3 separate regions of the Homo sapiens genome follow, and all the other regions are linked to region 1. A link is a loop called in an ENCODE intact Hi-C map of the cell type or tissue named here. Cell type or tissue: GM12878. All regions are shown on one strand. Each heading gives the region's core, and the rest is flanking DNA. Links, peaks and the distances in the headings are about the cores only. Region 1 has its middle 68 kb from the start of EFHB. Region 2 holds the start of LOC105376982 (a long non-coding RNA gene). Region 3 overlaps KCNH8 (potassium voltage-gated channel subfamily H member 8).

What was found. A loop is a pair of places that touch in the nucleus more often than their neighbours do. Peaks named below come from ENCODE experiments on the same cell type or tissue, not always from the same donor. Only the 100,000 strongest peaks of a DNase experiment are listed, where the experiment ranks them.
Region 2: it touches region 1 in a loop (2.9-fold over the local background); 2 of 110 quality-filtered maps call a loop at or near these places.
Region 3: a loop joins it to region 1, with 3 times the contacts of the local background. A loop is called at or near these places in 6 of 110 quality-filtered maps.

What each region holds. Positions count from the first base shown.
Region 1 is chr3:19,862,934-19,869,595 of GRCh38, reverse strand. No RefSeq gene overlaps it. Among named protein-coding and RNA genes, the nearest start is that of EFHB, 68 kb to the left of the region's middle. RefSeq lists an enhancer at 3,876-5,075. In GM12878, for the core only: a CTCF peak has its summit at 2,653 (motif pointing right); a DNase peak (open chromatin) is centred at 2,675.
Region 2 is chr3:19,481,278-19,487,939 of GRCh38, reverse strand. The region is part of intron 11 of KCNH8 (potassium voltage-gated channel subfamily H member 8); the gene reads right to left. It overlaps LOC105376982 (a long non-coding RNA gene), which reads left to right and starts at 974. Exons shown (of 3, transcript XR_940640.3): 1 at 974-3,589. In GM12878, for the core only: no CTCF peak of the experiment used is centred there; no DNase peak of the experiment used is centred there.
Region 3 is chr3:19,227,199-19,233,860 of GRCh38, reverse strand. All of the region lies in intron 1 of KCNH8 (potassium voltage-gated channel subfamily H member 8), which reads right to left. Among named protein-coding and RNA genes, the nearest start is that of KCNH8, 82 kb to the right of the region's middle. RefSeq lists an enhancer at 1-27. In GM12878, for the core only: no CTCF peak of the experiment used is centred there; a DNase peak (open chromatin) is centred at 3,747.

The DNA.
Region 1 (6,662 bases), core at 596-5,595:
ACCTATGCTTTGATGATTTTTTCTACTTATAGTCCATTCTATTCCAGCCTTTACAATCTTGCCACTACTATACCTTAAAACTTTCAACAGTTTTCCCATTTTTTAGAAAAATGTACATTCTTAGCCTAGCATCATAAGGCCCTACAGTGTTTTCCTCTAATGCTTCTTTTTGACCTCATTTCATATCACTCCCTTTCATCTATTCTTTGCTTCAGCAAGAACTGAACTATATGACGTTTCTGTGACTGCTATCCACTATACTCATATCTTCCCCTGGAAATACTTCCATCCTCCTTTCCCCACTTTCTACATGCCTACATTCTACATCTTTTTTAAGGAATAGTTCAAAGTTTACTATTGTTACAAAATTTCCCGGAATCATTCTCTGGCTACAAAGAATCTGTCTTTCCTTTGAACTTGCTTAGTTCTCTGTGCCTTTGTGAGACAACAATTACTTTGTATTTTGTCTGATAATTAGCTATATACTTGCCTCTTCTATTTAATTTATAGTATACGTTTTCTGAGGACATAATCCAAATTGACAAATTTCTAGATACACATTACCTGGCATGGAGTAGTGCTCCATAAATCTTTGGGGAACTAATGAAAAAGATATACAGACTAAACAGGGACAACAGTATGCAATCACTCACAGAATATTGGAAGAATAAAGATTGGCCCATCAATGCCAAGTCCCAATTTAAGCCATCTATCACCTATGTAAAACTTAGATGAGAAGGTTAAGCCCTGCTCTTTCATTTGCACTGGAATCTGGGATTGGTTCTGCACTCTTAATATTTTTGGGGTCATTAATTCAACAGACGTTTATGGAGCACTTACTCAAGTGAAGAGGTATTTTAAGAAGGAGGGAGAAATCAACTGACAATGCTATTTGGAGGTAAAGGTGAAGCCTGAGAATTGACCATGAAGTTTGACAATTGGATGTTACTGGCAACCTTGACAGGAGCTCTTTTGATGCCAGTAGTGGAGTCGCAGTTTCATGAAAATGGGTTCACAAAAGTTTAGGAGGTAAGTAGTGTGTATGATGGAGAACTCTTTAACAAACTCTGCTATGAAGAGGGCAGAGAGGGCCGGGTGTGGTGGCTCATGTCTGTAATCCCAGCACTTTGGGAGGCTGAGGCGGGAGGATTGCTGGAGCCCAGGAGTTTGAGACAAGCCTGGCCAACATGGCAAAACCCCATCTGTACTAAAAATACAAAAATTAGCCAGGTGTGGTGATGCTCACCTGTAGTCCCACTTACTGGGGGGGCTGAGGCATGAGAATCGCTTGAACCTGGAAGGCGGAGGTTTGCAGTGAGCCTAGAGTGTGCCACTGCACTCCAGCCTGGGCAACAGAGTAAGACACTGTTTTTTTTTTTTTAAAGAGGGCAGAGAAAAGATGCTTTTTAAACATATGAGATTTTATAGCACAATTCGTGTTGATAGGAATTGTATAGTTGAGGAGAATAAAGGAGTAAGAGGAAATAATTACAGGAGCAAATTCTTGAGTTGGGAAAGGGGTTGGGATACAGTGTAGAAGTGGAGAGGTTTCTTTGGAACAGCTGTCAGTTGTATAAGAGGACAACAGGATGGCAAGTTGTATATATAAAAAAGGGTTATCAGCTGAGAGTAAGAAAGGAGGAGGGTGTGTTGAGGGCTGGACGAAAGGTGAGGAAGGAGAACTGATTTAGAGAGTGAGGCAGTGACTTGACTAGAAAACATAGTAGGACTGCAAGCCCTCTTGAATTTTTTAATTATAAATTTAAAATGAGATTGGTCACTTGGTTTTGTGTTTTTCTTCAGTCAGTTTTTTTCTTATGCAACTACTAGACTTTGGATCTGGAATAAATGGAGATTTATATTTGACTAGGGCTGGAATTTTACCTGCGGAATAAAATGGTGGGAGGGAGGCACAAAGTTGAATTTATGCAAGGAAATAGTTCTAGTGACGTGACATGGAGACTAAGATCTGTCAGGAAGAAGTTCAGAAATGAGATGGTACTGAAAAAATGGCAGGGATAATGAACTGGGCCATTCCTATGGGTCAAAAGTTGTAGAGGAATACTATAAAAAATAAGCTAGAAAAATAAGTGTTGGTGATCAGAGTGGAATGCCTGCAAATGAGATTCTGCAGGTGGTAGAGATGTTGGTAATAAAATTTAGGGTGTGATAATGGGCCTGAGTGACTAAAGTAGGTGGAGAACAGGTTCATTAAAAAAGGGAGTTCAAGAAGTGAGAAGTCTGATGTTAAGTAGATGAATCACCTACAGGGACACTGATACCACCAAGAAAGATGACAGGGAAGGTAGTGGAGAGAGAGTGACCCAGGTTATGTATACCTTTGAAATAATGATGATAGCTATACACACTATTATTTTAGAAAAATGCATATACGTGTATACTTTTGACCATGTGATATTCAGTCACCCTATCTCCCACAGATCTCTAGACCAGATGAATACTCAAGTAGCTTCTAACTTCAAAATTTCAAATTTATCCTCAGGTAGATTTACTACCTGCCTCTGTCTCCCATCCATCCATCCATCCAGCCATCCATCGGTGTGACTAATTGCTTATCTGTGCTTTGGTTAAATACCCTTTTTGGGAGAATATTGTTCTTTGAATGGCGTGGCTAAGAAACGTGATTTCCCATTTTAACGGTAGGGGGCACCCTAGCATTTCCAAACTTAGCGATGAACCTTAGCCAACTGTGTGGAATAGCAGCAGCTGAAAAGAGAATGTTAAGCTGGAGGAAGAAGTCTACCACAACGCTTTGCAAAATCCAGGATGATCTATGCACTTTCTTTTTTAAAATTATTATTTGGTGGCAGAAATTAGGCTGAAAAGGCACATTTTAAATAGTACTAGCAACCTAGAGAGGAGATTTGCTTGGATCATAAAGTGTCATCTGTTAGAGAAAGAAGTAAAACAATGTGAAATACTCAGATGAGATATAAATAAATATTCAAATATATCACCATGTTCTCACCTAAACTATGTTTCCATAGTGTTCAGGATAGTCTCGTTAATAGTAGAATATATTGAACCTATAAAAAGTTTTAAAGACTACTGTTTCCTAGCTCAGGCAAATAAACTTAATACATTTTGTTCACAGCATGGTTAACCAAGGAACTTGTTGGAAATATTATATGGGCCAATAAAGGGTAATTTTATTTTATGTAGTAACCACTTATGAAAGCTCACCATGGCTTGACGTGAAGAGCTGGGCTAGTTAGAGGTTAACACCCCAATCATAAACCAACAATGAGGATAGACTTGAAAGGCATTTCTTCTATTATAAAACATTTACAGTAATAACCTCGCAAAAAATAATGGGATCTATTTAAAGCTCATTTATTTCCCAGCTAAGTGGCAATTTCCCATCACTCAGAATGCTAATACTTCCTCCTGAAACCCTAGGGATAATCCAATTCATGTGTGTTCATTAAAAAAACCTGGTTAAAATAAGCAGGTGATTCTGTTTTAATAATATCTGTCCTGCCAGCAATAAGACAGTCTCAGTTGCAAATAAATATATCAACAAACAGATTTTCTTTAAAGCACATGGGGTCTCATATCATTCCCGAATTAGCCAATTAGCATGATGCTATTGGAAGAGCTAATTAAAAAGTGCATTTAGACTAAGAAATGTTTCCTGAGAGTAATCTGGAGCTTATAGCTCTTATTCCATCTGTAATTACTCTGCCAGATTTTCTACTCTGTAAATAGAGGTGAACACACCTTCACCTGAGCAGAGGGAAAGTCTTTTTCATTCTCTTGGAGTAAATTATATATATTAATACCTTGAAGTGATTAACATACGCTTATCTTTTTAAAAAGGCACTCCCCATGCCTAGTCTCTCAGTTGTTAGGTGGTGGTTAACTAGTAATTTAGACAGACTAAGAATGCTCTTTTGTCCAGAGATCCAGCCTGTAGTTTGCCCTGTTAGAAATATTTTCATGATTAGAATTTTTGGTCAGCGGTAAATTAATCATCTTCTGCAGTAAATATACCTATCTGAATTACTGAGATTTACAGATAGACTAGCACATCCATTAATGAAAAAGAGTAACAAAAACTAAAAAAAGATTTACAGATATAAAAATTTTGCTAGGAGGAAGTGTGAATTGGGGACAATAGGGAATGAATAAATTTATATTTGATATCCTCTAAGTTAGTGTGTTTTAAATTTTAATGTGCATATAAATCACCTGTAGATCTTGTTAAAATGCAGATTCCGATTCAGTATGTCCAGGGTGGAGCCTGAGATTACGCATTTCCAAAGCTTCCAGGTGATATGATGCAGCTGCTCTGGGATCTCACTTTGAGCGAGAAGGCTTTGAGCTTTGTGACATTTATGTGACTAAGCTCACAATTATTCACACTTGTGATGGTTAATAGTGAGTGTCAACTTGATTGGATTGAAGGATACAAAGTATTGATCCTGGGTGTGTCTGTAAAAGTGTTGCCAAAAGAGATTAACATTTGAGTCAGTGGGCTGGGAAAGGCAGATCCACCCTTAATCTGGTCGGCACAATCAAATCAGCTGCCAGCAAATGTAAAGCAGGAGGAAAAATGTGAAAAGGAGAGACGGGCCTAGCCTCCCAGCCTACATCTTTCTCCCATGCTGGATGTTTCCTGAGCTTGAACATCTGACTCCAAGTTCTTCAGTTTTGGGACTTGGACTGGCTCTCCTTGCTCCTCAGCTTGCAGACAGCTTGTTGTGGGACCTTGTGATCATGTAAGCTAATACTTAATAAACTCCTGTCTGTCTATCTATCTATCTATCTATCTATCTATCTATCTATCTATCTATCTATTCTATTAGTTCTGTCCCTCTAAGAGAACCCTGACTAATACAGATATTGGTACCAGTAGAGTGGGGCATTGCTGAAAAGATACCCAAAAATGTGGAAGTGACTTTGGAAGTGGGTAACAGGCAGTTGTTGGAACAGTTTGGAGGGCTCAGGCTCAGAAGAAGATAGGAAAATGTGGGAAACTGTGGAACTTCCTAGAGACTTGTTGAATGGCTTTGCCCAAAATGCTGATAGCAATATGGACAATAAGGTTCAGGCTGAGGTGGTCTCAGATGGAAATAAGGAAATTGTTGGGAACTGGAGCAAAGGTGATTCTTGTTGTTTTAGCAAAGAGATTGGCGGCATTTTGCCCCTGCCCTAGAGATTTGTGGAACTTTGAACTTGAGAAAGATGATTTAGGATATCTGGTGGAAGAAATTTCTAAGCAGCAAAGCATTCAAGAGGTGACTTGGGTGTGTTAAAGGCATTAGTTTTAATAAGGAAATAAGTGCATAAAAACCCAGAAAATTTGCAGCCTGCCTATGTGATAGAAAAGAAAATCCCATTTTCTGGGGAGAAATTCAAGCTGGCTGCAGAAATTTGCATAAGTAGCAGGGATCCTAATTTATTATTATTATTATTATTATTATACTTTACGTTCTAGGGTACATGTGCACAACGTGCAGGTTAGTTACATACGTATACATGTGCCATGTTGGTGTGCTGCACCCATTAACTCGTCATTTAACATTAGGTATATCTCCTAATGCTATCCTTCCCCCCTTCCCCCACCGCACAACAGGCCCCGGTGTGTGATGTTCCCCTTCCGGTGTCCATGTGTTCTCATTGTTCAATTCCCACCTATGAGTGAGAACATGTGGTGTTTGGTTTTTTGTCCTTGCGCTAGTTTGCTGAGAATGATGGTTTCCAGCTTCATCCATGTCCCTACAAAGGACATGAATTCATCCGTTTTTATGGCTGAATAGTAGTCCATGGTGTGTATGTGCCACATTTTCTTAATCCAGTCTATCATTGATGGACATTTGGGTTGGTTCCAAGTGTTTGCTATTGTGAATAGTGCTGCAATAAACATACGTGTGCATGTGTCTTTATAGCAGCATGATTTATAATCCTTTGGGTATATGCCCAGTAATGGATGCCTGAGTCAAATGGTATTTCTAGTTCTAGATCCCTGAGGAATTGCCACACTGTCTTCCACAATGGTTGAACTAGTTTACAGTCCCACCAACAGTGTAAAAGCGTTTCTATTTCAAGGAGCCTAATGTTAATCCCCAAGACCATAGAGAAAATGTTTCCAGGCATGTCAGAGACCTTCACGACAGCCCCTCCCATCACGGGCCTGGCTGCCTGGAAGAAAAGTGGTTTTGTGAGCTGGGCCCAAGGTCCCTGTGCTGTGTGCAGCCTAGGGACTTGGTGCCCTGTGTCCCAGCTGCTCCAGCCATGACCGGGAGGGGCCAACATACAGCCTAGGCTGTGGCTTCAGAGGGTGGAAGCCCCAAGCTGTGGCAGCTTCCATGTGGTGTTGAGCCTGCGGGTGCACAGAAGTCAAGAATTGAGGTTTGGGAACCTCCACCTAGATTTCAGAATATTCATGGAAACGCATGGATGCCCAGGCAAAAGTTTGCTGCAGGGGCGGGGCCCTCATGGAGAACCTCTGCTAGGGCAGTGCAGAAGGGAATTGTGGGGTTGGAGTCCCCACACAGAGTCCCTACTGGGCACTGCCTAGTGGAGCTGTGAGAAGAGGGTCACCATTCTCCAGACCCCAGAATGGTAGATCTACTGACGGCTTGCACTGTGCACCTGGAAAAGCCGCAGACACTCAATGCCAGCCTGTGAAAGCAGCC
Region 2 (6,662 bases), core at 857-5,856, 380 kb after region 1:
TGATATAATCGGAGCAACAGAAGTTTCCACTAAGCAGGCTTTCTGTCTACCACGGACCTGCTGGGTGGTGGGACATAAAATAGTTCACCAGTTCTTGTACATGCCTGACTGTCCCTTGCCTTTGCTGGGAAGAGACTTGCTTAGCAAGCTGAGAGCCACCATCTCCTTTACAAGACAGGGCTCTTTACAGCTAAAGTTACTGGGAACAGGAGTTATCATGGCCCTTACGGTCCCCCAGGAAAAAGAATAGAGACTTTTTCTAACCGAGCCAGGCCAAGAGATAAAACCAGTCTAGCTAAGCGATGGCCCCAAATATGGGCAGAGGATAATCCTCTGGGACTGGCAGTCAATCAAGCACCCGTACTCACAGAAGTTAAGCCTGGGGCCCAGCCAATTAGACAAAAGCAGTATCCGGTTCCCAGAGAAGCTCTTGAGGGAATCCAGGTTCATCTCAGGCGCTTAAAAGCACCTATAATTTAGAACTATAGTTCCTTGCCAGTCTCCATAGAACACCTACCTCCTGCCTGTCCCTAAGCCAGGGACAAAGGACTACCGGCCAGTGCAGGACTTGCGCTTGGTCAGCCAAGCTACAGTGACTCTGCACCCAACAGTTCCTAACCGTTACACATTGTTAGGGCTACTGCCTGCTAAGGACAGTTGGTTTACCTGTCTGGACTTAAAAGATGCCTTCTTTAGCATCAGACTAGCTCCTGAGAGCCAGAAGCTGTTTGCCTTTCAGTAGGAAGATCCGGAGTCAGGTGTGACTACTCAGTACACTTGGACCCGGCTTCCCCAAGGGTTCAAGAACTCCCCTACTATCTTCAGGGAGGCCCTGGCTCAAGACCTGCAAAAGTTTCCTGCTAAAGACCTAGGCTGCATCTTGCTTTTGTACATGAACGACCTTCTGCTGGGACACTCCTTGGCAGTCGGGTGCGCAAAAAGTACGGATGTCCTACTTCAGCACCTGGAGGACTGTAGGTAGAAAGTGTCCAAGAAGAAAGCTCAGATCTGCAGACAGCAGGTATGCTACCTGGGATTCACTATTCGGAAAGGGGAGCGCAGCCTGGAGTCAGGAAGAAAGCAGGTCATCTGCAGCCTACTGGAACCTAAAACCAGAAGGCAAGTAAGGGAATTCCTACGAGCTGTAAGGTTTTACAGATTATGGATTCCAAACTTTGCAGTACTAGCCCAACCTTTGTACGGGGCTACAAAGGGGGGCGACCGGTAACTTTTAAATGGGAGCCTCTACAAGAGCTAGTCTTTTGTAAGTTAAAGGAAAAACTTACGTTGGCCTGTGCCCTAGGACTACCAGATTTGACAAAGCCCTTTACACTCTATGTGTCAAAAAGAAAAAAAATGGCAGTTACAGTTTTAACCGACTGTGGGGCCCTGGCCAAGACCAGTGGCCTATCTCTCAAAACAACTAGATGGGGTTTCCAAAGGCCGGCCACCATGTCTAAGGGCCCTGGCAGCAACGGCCCTGTTAGCACAAGAAGCAGATAAACTAACCCTTGGGCAAAAGCTGAATATAAAAGCCCCCCATGCTGTGGTAACCTTGATGAATACCAAAGGACATCATTGGCTAACAAATGCTAAATTAACCAAGTACCAAAGCTTGCTTTGTGAAAATCCCCAGATAACAATTGAAGTCTGTAACAACCTAAATCCCACCACCCTGTTCCCATTATCAGAAAGGCTGGTTGAGCATAACTGTGTAGAGGTGTTGGGCTCAGTCTATTCTAGCAGACCTGACCTTCAGGACCAGCCATGGGCATCTCAGTAGACTGGGAGTTATATGTAGATGGGAGCAGCTTCATCAACCCACAAGATGAAAGATGTGCAGGATATGTGGTGGTAACTTTGGATGCTGTCATTGAAGCCAAACCATTGCCACAGGGCACTTCAGCCCAGAAGGCTGAGCTCATTGCTTTAACTCAGATTCTAGAACTCAGTAAAAGTAAGACTGTAAACATCTACACTGACTCTCGATATGCCTTTCTAATTCTCAAGTGCATGGAGCATTATACAAGAAAAAGGGCCTGTTAAACCCTGGGGGAAAGGACATAAAATATCAACAAGAAATTCTACAATTATTAGAGGCAGTGTAAAAACCTCAAAAGGTGGCAGTCATGCACTACAGGGGACACCAGCGAGCCTCCACCTCAGTGGCCCTAGGAAACTCTCGAGCTAATTCAGAAGCTCGAAAAGCAGCATCTACCCCTTACTGGGCATCGGTAGCAGCCCCATTACTCCCTCAAACACCTGACCTGGTACCTACCTATTCTAAGGAAGAAAAAGACTTTTTCCATGCAGAAAGGGGGCAAGTAATAAAAGGAGGATAGATCAGACTGCCAGATAGGAAGGTAGCTGTGCCACAGTTTCTGGGAGCCACAATCGTATTGGCCGTGCACAAAACTACTCATCTAAGGTCAAGAGTCACTTAAAAAGTTGTTAGGCCAGTACTTCTACATCTCACATTTGCCAGCCCTTGCCAAAGCAGTAGCACAACAGTGCGTTACTTGCCAACAGCACAATGTGAGGCAAAGCCCCACTGTTCCACCTGGCACACAAGCTTATGGAGCAGCTCCTTTTGAGGATCTTCAGGTAAATTTCACAGAAATGCCAAAATGTGGAGGTAACAAGTATTTGCTGGTTCTTGTGTGTACTTACTCTAGGTAGGTGGAGGCTGATCCAACACAAACTAAAAAGGCCTATGAAGTAACCCGTGTGCTTCTCTGAGATCTTATTCCTAGGTTTAGACTGCCCTTACGAATCGGCTCAGGTAACAGGTTTGTGAGCGACTTGGTACAGAAAACAGCAAAGGCATTAGGAATCACTTGGAAGCTACATGCCGCCTACCGACCTCAGAGTTCCGGAAAGGTGGAGTGAATGAATCGGACTATCAAAAATAGTTTTAAAAAAGTATGTCAGAAAACAGGATTAAAATAGATACAGGCCCTTCCTATGGTATTGTTTAAAATTAAATGCACTCCTTCTAAGAAAACAGAATACTCCCCTTATGAAATACTGTATCATAGGCCTCCTCCTATACTACAGAGACTTCCAGGCACTCCCCGAGAGTTAGGTGAAATTGAATTACAGTGACAGCTACAGGCTTTAAGAAAAATTACACAAACAATCTCAACTTAGGTAAATAAGAGGTGTCCCATCAGCTTATTCTCCCCAGTTCATCCTTTCTTTCCAGGTGATCGCGTGTGGATCAAGGACTGGAACGTAGCCCCTTTACAGCCACCGTGGAAAGGACCTCAAACCATCATCCTGACCACCCCCACGGCTGTAAAGGTAGAAGGAATCCCAGCCTGGATCCACAACAGCCATGTGAAACCTACAGCCACTGAAAACTAGGAGACAAAACCGAGCCTGGACAAGCCCTGCAAAGTGACTCTGAGGAGGACGACAAGCCCTGCTCCAGTCACATCCAGAAGCTGACTGGTCTACGCACGGCTGAAGCATGAGGAGAATCATCGTAAAACTCATTTTCCTTATAATTTGGACTTGTATAGTAAAAACTTCCACTGATTTTCCCCGCATGAAAGACTACTCTTAGTGTATACATCAGGTTACTGAGGTAAGACAAGAAAGTAAAACAATCTTTCTGTTCTATAGTTACTATGAATGCCTAGAAACTTTAAAAGGAGCATGTTTATATAATGACACTCAGTACAAGGTATGTAGCCCAGGAAACGACCAGCCAGATGTGTGTTATGACCCCTCTGGGCCTCCCATGTCCACAGTTTTTAAAATAAGATTAAGAACTAAAGACTGGTGAGGACTCATAAATAATACAAGTAAAGTATTAGCCAGAACAAAAGAAAGGGGGTGCCCAAATGCATAATCTTGAAATTTGATGCCTGTGCTGTCATTAATAGCAATAAGTTAGAAAGGAAATGTGACTCTCTTAATTAAAAAAAAGACTATATGACCAAAAGTAAGTAAATTTGTCATAAATTAGGACTATATAAATATAAATGTAAATACTGGTCTTGTGTCATTTAGGCCATTTGAATAAAAAATAAAAATGATCCAGTCCACCTTCAAAAAAGAAAAAAATGGCCCTTCCTGTACTAAGGGACAATGTAACTCCTTAGAGCTAGTAATAACCAATCCCCTTGATCCTCAGTGAAAAAAAGGGGAACGTGTGACCTTAGGAATCGATGGGGCCAGACTGGATCCTTGAGTAAATATCTTAGTTTCAGGAAAAGTTTACAAACGCTCTCCTGAGCCAGTGTTTTAAACTTTCTATGATGAACTAAATGTGCCAGTACCAGAAATTCCAAAAAAAACCCAAGAAATTTGTTTTTGCAATTAGCCGAGCATGTAGCCCAGTTTCTCAATGTCACTTCATGTTATGTATGTGGAGAAACTGTAACAGGAGATCAACAGCCATAGGAAGCATGAAAATTAGTACCTACAGACCCAGTTCCTGATGAATTCCCGGCTCAGAAAAATCACCCTGACAATTTCTAGTCCTAAAAGCCTCAATTATTGGACAGTATTGCATAGCTAGAAAAAAAAAATCCACTCACCCTGTAGGATGACTTAGTTGTCTAGGACAGAAACTGTATAGTGGTAACACGAAAACAGTCACTGGGTGGAGTTCAAATCACACAAAAAGGAATCCATTTAGTAAATTCCCAAAGTTGCAAACCGTGTGGACCTACCTGGAGTCCCACCAGGACTGGACAGCCCCCACTGGATTATACTGGATATGTGGGCATAGAGCTTATGCGAAATTACCTGACCAGTGGGCAGGTAGTTGTGTTATTGGCACTCTTAAACCATCTTTCTTCCTACTGCCCATAAAAACAGGCAAACTCCTAGCTTCCCTGTCTATGCTTCCCACAAAAAGAGAAGCATAGTTATAAAAAATTAAAAAAAAAATAGCCCCCTGAAAAAAAATCATACAATATCATAGGCCTGCTACTTAGACACAAGACAGCTCGTGGGGATACCAGACTCCCATTTACAGGATCAATCAAATCATACGGTTACAAGCTGTCTTAGAAATAATCACTAATAAAACCGGCAGAGCCTTGACTATTCTGCTCTGGCAAGAAACTCAGATGAGAAATACTATCTATCAAAATAGATTAGCTCTCTACTACTTGCTAGCAGCTGAAGGAGGGGTCTGTAGGAAATTTAACCTTACTAATTGCTGTCTACACATAGATGATCAAGGACAAGTAGTTGAAGACATAGTTAAAAATATGACAAAACTGACACATGTGCCTGTGCAAGTGTGGCATGGATTTAATCCTAAGGCCATGTTTAAAAAATGGCTCCCAGCGCTAGGAGAATTTAAAACTTTTATAATAAGAGTTATAATAGTAATAAGAACCTGCTTATTGCTTCCTTGTTTACTACCTGTACTTCTTCAAATGATAAAAAGCTTCACTGCTACCTTAGTTCACAAAAATGCTTTGGCACAAGTGTACTGTATGAATTACTATCGATCTGTCTTGCAAAAAGACATAGGTAGTAAAAATAAAAGTGAAAACTCCCACTAATGAGTGAGGTTCTCAAAGGGAGGGGAATAAAGAGGGAGACCACCCCTCATATTGTCTTATGCCCAATTTCTGCCTCCAAAGAAAGAATAAGTAAAAACTAAAAGGCAGAAATGAAATCCACAGGCAGACAGCCCGGCGCCACACCCTGGGGCCTGGTAGTTAAAGACTGACCCCTGACCTAATGGGTTACGTTATCTATAGATTATAGACATTGTATGGAAAAGCACTGTGGAAATCCCTGTCCTGTTCTCTTCCATTCTAATTACCGGTGCAGGTGCATGCAGCCCCCAGTCACGTACTGCCTGCTTGCTTGCTCAATCGATCACGACCCTCTCACATGGACACCCTTAGAGTTGTAAGCCTTTAAAAGGGACAAGAATTGCTCACTCGGGGAGCTCGGTTTTTGGAGACGTGAGTCTGCCGATGCTCCCAGGTGAATAAAGCCCTTTCCTTCTACAAATTGTTGTCTGAGGGGTTCTAGTCTGTGGCTCATCCTGCTGCAACTTCATCCATCAAGTTAAGAACAGAATGTCTGTCACAGGCCATGCATCCTGACTCTCAGTGTTCCTTACCCAACCATAAGTTTTCTCAGGTACTTTCTCCAGCAGTTAATGCTGTTACTTGAGCTGAAAGAATAAATGCCTGATGTACTGTAGAATTTAATCCAGCACAGGGTTTTGATGATTCCCATAAAGCCGACCCAAATAGCTCATGATGCAAGGTTGCTCAAGCACTGCTTTAACCTTTTCTGTGTCATAGATTTTTCTGGAAATGTGATACATTACAGACATTCTCTCCTTAAGAAAAAAATGCATGAAACTTTGAACAGAAAACCTTTATTGACCCCAATTTTCTTGTTCTAACATCTAGAAGAGGACTCAGAAGTTTTAAATGTTTTGAAGAGGGCAGTCTTATCCAATTTTGAGTCCCTTCTACATAAAATTTTTATATCCTTTACACAACATGAAGAACTTCTAGTCATCTCTAATCTCTACTGGGGATAACTTTTTTAAAAAAAAGACTAGACTTTTGGAGGTTGGAGAAACAAAAAGGAAGTAAATTAGACAAAAGAGAGAAATGGAGCTCATTGCAATGAAGCCTTTGGGGAGGATAAGATATTACTTATGAGTATAA
Region 3 (6,662 bases), core at 770-5,769, 640 kb after region 1:
GAACACATCCGAACATCAGAAGGAACAAACTCCAGACACGCCGCCTTTAAGAACTGTAACACTCACCGCGAGGGTCCATGGCTTCATTCTTGAAGTCAGTGAGACCAAGAACCCACCAATTCCAGACACAAAATTACCTAGCGTGTACATCTTTGACACGTGAGAGGAAACCAGAGTACCCAGAGAAAATCCACACAAGAGAACAAGCCAACTCCACACAGACAGTGGCCCAGGCTGGGAACTGATGTTTTTTTCTCATCAATGTTATAATAAATGACTTGAATGAAACAATATTATTCAAGGATCTGCTGTACATCTATTTGCTCCAATTGAACTACTCAACTGTAGGATAAACTCTAACAGTTTATCCATTCATGAAAGAATATTTAACTTCTTTCCTTCCTTCCTATCTTCTTTTCTTTCCCTATAATAAACAAAGCAGCAAAGCACAGAAGCATAAGTTCTAGAGTTTCTTGAAGCTCACTGTAAGCATTATAACCTATAAAAACACTACATGCATTTTTGTAAAATATTTGTCCAGTAATTATTCCAATTGTTTCATGTTTCTAGGTAGATTTAACAAATAATACTAGTGACTCTTCTGCTACAAACTTTTCACTGATTAAAAAGTCCCTCACCTACTATTGTGTCCTGAAACTGGCACCCACTCAGTGTGCTGACAGTAGCAATAAGATCAAATCAAAGTTATTTTCAACAGTATCAAGAATTAACAGCTCCAGACAGAGATGGCTGCCATTTAAGATAACAGCTCAATTTATGTAGTGGGGTGGGGGGGGGGAGGAATATCAAGACATTGAGGTGTAGGGATAAGAGACAAGTAGCATTTTAATCAAAACATTAGAAAATGGCCAAGCACTACTAATAGGGGACTTATTTAGGTTGAATCATAGAAAATTGCCATTTTATGTGTCAAACATCAGCAATATATAAAAATCAGCTGTTCCTCATGCTTTGAATTTGGCAACAGCATGAATAGTATTCTCTGAAATGGCCAAGAACTATTTCTGAGACCTGTAGCTACACGTGACCCATGCCAATTGAGATTTGGATGTGTTCCCAGGTGCTACAGGGCATCTTTCATACCATACCTCTCAGATGCTTCATACAATTCTCATACACTCATCCTTTACCCAAGAGCTGCTATCCCAGGTTGGGCATTTGTGCATTTCACAAAGAATCTAAGCCAAACGGGAAACAGTGTGCCAGTGACTAACCTTGCACCCCAGGATCCACTCAAGGAGATTCTTTTTCCTAACTGATTTGTCCACCAGGAGTACCTTTTTCTAATTTTTACAAAAGCATCCTATAGGCTAATTCCTGATCACTTTTTGAATTCTATACAAGCTTGGACATTAAAGCATAAGATTAGCTAGGTAAGAAAACAGTGGGCTGAAGTTTCATAACACGTGCAAATAGAAACTCTCCTTTATTGTATTGGATCCTTGGTTTTCTTGTAGCTAAGATTTTCTACATCAAACATCCCTTTGATGAAAATGTTGAGGGATTTTCTCCAGATTCTCAGTGAAGGATATGGTTGAGGAAATAAAACCAAGAGTCAGATTATCTTCTTGGCAACCAAGCACAGATGACGTATTCAAGTTACATTAGGACATTTGCAATCTATTGATTGAAGTAAATAAATCTGGAAGGTGTGTCTTGTTTGCTAATCATGCAAGAGGCTTCCATGTGATCCTGAATTTTTCTTTGAAAAGGAAAAAAACACTAATTCCTGTCAATTATTTTCACACTAAAAAATACATTCCAATCAAGATACAGCAGCAAACATTTCAAATGCATAATTCAAAGATTGTGAAAGCAATTCAGCATAGTGACCTCTGAATTGAGCTAGAGGCTGTGTATTCTCTTTTGGTGTCAGGTCTCAAAACTCGCGGCAATTAATTTGATGTATTGATTTAATATTTCAGGAAGGAATGTATTTACCTGGCAAAGGCACTGTGAAAGATGTTTTGAAGAGAAAAGAAATGTTTGCAAATGAAGACAAGCTCCTTTGATGAAAGGAAAGCTGAGAGTGAGTAGCATTCACAGAATCAGACCCCAAACACTTATTACTTCAAGGCTCGATTTCCCAAATTAGAGCTAATAATGATTCAGCATTGCACTGTTGGATACTTCATTCTGTAAAAGAATACCATGGGGTAGAAAGGAAGCCATGCAACAGATATGATCTTGTAGGCTGGCCCATTAAGAGAGGGTTATTTAAACTAGAGCTAAATTAGAAAGAACCATTTCAACACTATATACCTAAGCCAGCAGTTTTGGAAAAAAGATGCCATCTCTCTTTTTCAATATATAAATTTACTATTACTTTTTAAATTGTCTGTTCTGATTATATAAATAAGAAAGTACTAAATAAAATATAAAATGTAAATGTAAAAAAAGTATAATTCCATTATACAAAGACCACCAGATTTTCTCTCATCTTTCTTATTTACTCAAAAGAAGTTACAGTTTATCTACAACATACCGAGCATTATGCACAATAAGGACACTACACTAGTGAATGACACAATCCTTTCCCTTGGATTTGTTTGGTGTAGTGGGGAACATGCATAAATAAAAAGGAAAACATAGTACATTTTAATCAGTGTTATCATAGAAGTATAGAGGTGTATATGCATATTATATATTAATAAATCAAATTTTTAAGAAAATAGTTCTTCTTTTTCAGTTAATGTAATATGTTCCCCCAAGATAGCAGATATACATTTTTAACATCATGTTATTGATTGCAAAATAGCCCACACCTTGGATATACTATAGTTACTATACTATAGTAACATAATTGGATATAGTATGTTAGCCATTTTCTTATACTTATTTGTTCAGATTTTTTAAAATTTTTCATTCATATCTAACATGATGATGAACGCATTTTACATCTTTCTTAAGGCAAATTCCTAGAAGTTAAAAGTTTTGATTCAAATGGTAAGGACATTTCCAAAACTCTTGGCACATATTGCAAATTTGCGTTCCGAAGAACGAAAGCATTGTGCCAAATTACATGCCCACCAGGAATGGAACCTTATGAAAGATATACAAGTACACACTCATAAATCACACTGTCCTTGTTTTCTTCAGTTTGTAAGTTTTTTAAGTGCAAACCATCTGTTTTTTCTTGAGCACAATAAATGTTTACAGTACATAAAGAGTTACTGATGATAACTGATTTTGTTTTAATGTAAAAAATACCTATTTCAAAGTTTTTTAAGGTACAGCTTTGGTATTATGCAACCGATGACACAGTATGCATTTTCCCTATAACCATTTATCACAAATATCTAAAACTATCTTTCAAGATAGCATAGTAGCAGATCTTTATCTTTTCTCATTATCAAGTCTGGTATTTATGCTATCTGGTTCTGAGTAAGATGAAAGAGTCTGCTGCTTATTTAGATTTTATTAAACTTCTATGTTTACTGTTTGCAACTGTAAAATTTAGATAACCACCAAAAAGTGAGTGGTTGGAAATTAAGAAAGTCATCTCTCCAACTTTTATACAAACTTGGAATAAGATTTATTGAAACCTTGAATTATTAAAACAAGTTCTTTCTGCTTAACATCTGATATGGTTTGGCTCTGTGTCCCCAACCAAATCTCATGTTGAACTGTACTCCTATAATTCCCACTCCCATAATTACCCTGAGATAATCTGAATCATGGGGCCAGTTTCCCCCATACTGTTATTGTGATAGTGAATAAGTCTCATGAGCTCTGATGGTTTTATCATGGGTTTCCCCTTTTGCAACTTCCTCATTTTCTCTTTCCGCCACCATGTAAGAAGAGCCTTTCACCTTCGCCATGATTCTGAGGCCTCCCCAGCTACGTGGAACTGTTAAGTCCAATTAAACCTCTTTTTCTTCCCAGTCTCAGGTATGTCTTTATCAGCAGCATGAAAATAGACTAATACAGTAAATTGGTACCAGTAGAGTGGGGCATTGCTGAAAAGATAACTGAAAACATGGAGGCAACTTTGGAACTGGGTTACAGGCAGAGGTTGGAACAGTTTGGAGGGCTCAGAAGAAGGCAGGAAAATGTGGGAAAATTTGGAACTTCCTAGAGACTTGTATTGCTTTGACAAAAATGCTGATAGTGATATGAACAATAAGGTCCAAGATAAGGTGGTCTCAGATGGAGATGAGGAGGGGAAAATGTCTCCAGGGCATGTCACAGCCCCTCCCATCACAGGCCCAGAGGCCTAGGAGAAAATGTTTCTTGGGCTGGGCCTGGGGTCTGCATGCTGTGCGCAGCCTACGGACTTGGTGCCCTGTGTCCAGCTGATCCAGCAGTGGCTGAAAGGAGCCAATGTAGATCTCAAGCCCTGGCTTCAGAGGGTGCAAGCCCCTAGCCTTGGCAGCTTCCATGTGATGTTGAGCTTGAAAGTGCACAGAAGTCAAGAATTGAGGTTTGGGAACCTCCACCTAGATTTCAGAAGGTATACGGAAATGCCTGGATGGCCAGGCAGAAGCTTGCTGCAGGGGTAGGGCACTCATGGAGAACCTCTGCTAGGGCATGGAAGGGAAATGTGGTGTTGGAGCACCCCACAGAGTCCCTACTGGGGCACCACCTAGTGGAGCTGTGAGAAGAGGGCATCTTCAACTATTTTGTGAGATATGAAGTAGTGGCAATATCATTTACATCTTCAGCTACTTTTGAACATCTAGTAAACTACAGACAGAAGTAATAAAGTCAAATAATGGGTAATACTTAGAACAACTAATAACAGACAGAAGTAATAGAGTCAAATAAATAGAAACAGAATCCATTGTCCAGCTGGATGAGTAATTCTAGACTAATGTACAACTTGAAATTATAAATGTCCTATAATGTTTTACAAAAAGATGCTGATTTGGAGTTCCAAGATCCGGCTTCGCTGCATGACTTGCAGTGGTTATTTTACTTCTGAGTCTTGAAGAGTAAAATGAGTTACCTCCTATAAAAGTGCACAGCACATAGTAGGTGTCTTAAATACAATTTTTTTCATAGGTAGACATATTTGTTTTTTCTCTGGCCTTATTAGCTAAACCATTAAGCATGTAGCTTTATTCATAAGTTTCCAGTGAATGTTCTACTTTTTATCTGCTTTGGAAAATAACCTGATGAATACAAATAAATAGAAATTAGCTAAATATATTGGTGACGTAACACACAAATAAACATCATTTTATTTGTCAACATAGATACATTTTTTAAATGAATCACAGAACTAGCAATGCTGTGAGTAAAACATTTATCATGCTTTCCCACAATACATTATAGAATCTATTTTATGGTTTTACTGAGCTGCCCCTAAAATTTCACATCTGTGCCACATTCATCCAAAATGTTTCAGATGTTTATTTTTATTTTAAAACTCTCATATGTTACAAAATAAGCCACAAATTATAAAAGTGCTCAATATAAGCCTGGCACGAGCTTGTGAAAAAAGAACAGCCCTGAGGCTAAGAATGTAGATTTTAGAGTAGGGATTAGCAAATTCTTCCGTAAAAGGCCAGCAACTAAATATTTTAGGCTCTGAAGGCCATATAGTCTGTCACAAATACTCAACATTCATAGTACGAAAACAGCCACAGAAAATATGTAAACAATTATTGTCATTAAATAATAATATCATTCTTTTGAACATTTATTAATATAACTATTGTTCTTAGCTCACCTGTTCAAAAAAACAGGAGGTGAGACAGGTAGGGCCCACAGGGTATGCACAGGGTACTGCCCTAGAGTCATACTGTTTGGATTCCAATTCTGGTTTATGCCTTTGTGGTCATGCGATCCTGAACAAATTAGCCTCCTCTCACAGCTCTGGAATCTAAGTAGGAATGATAACCTATACCTCGCTTACATGATTATTATGTGGTCTCAGTGAGGAATACATGAAAGTGCATAACATTATACATGAAGAGCACATGTATAACCACCAAAAGGGTGGTTCCTTTCCCCTGGAAACATCTTTTCACAGGCATCATGTATAGTGGAAACACAAGATCCTTGAAGTCAGACAGACTTGCAACCAAATCATGACCACCGACTTTGACCCTTGTTGCCGCTCACTGGGCCTACAACATTATCTATACTTCACAATTGCTGCGACCACATGGTGCATAACAGATACTGAGTGTTTCCCTGAATCTATAGCATAAACAAGATGTTCAAAAATTCTGGTTACTTTTGTTTTACATTAAACTCATTTTCTTATTCTTCATAGGCCATAGGTAGCTGATATGTCTTATATCTTTGTATCATTTGTAACCTATGTGTCCCTCTGCGTGTGTATACTCCTTCTCAAGCTCTGGACTGAGAACACTTTCACAGAAATAAAGCAATGATATTCAAATATAATCCATAGTGATGTTGGGAATTCTTGAGTTCTCTTGTATATGTTGATCTTCAATCTAGACAACGGGTCACCTCGAGGAATAAAAGTTCTCAATAGAGAAAAGTGTCATGTATACTATCTTACTCCCAATCATCCCCCTTCTCTGACATATCAGAATAGGATAAAATACTGGCTCATTAGATGTACAGATTAGTAACACTATGGAAAATAGCAACTTGGCCCCAGGTGGAAAGAAATGAGTGAAAGGAGGGATTAAGGACAACAGAGTTGCTAAAGAAGAAAGCAC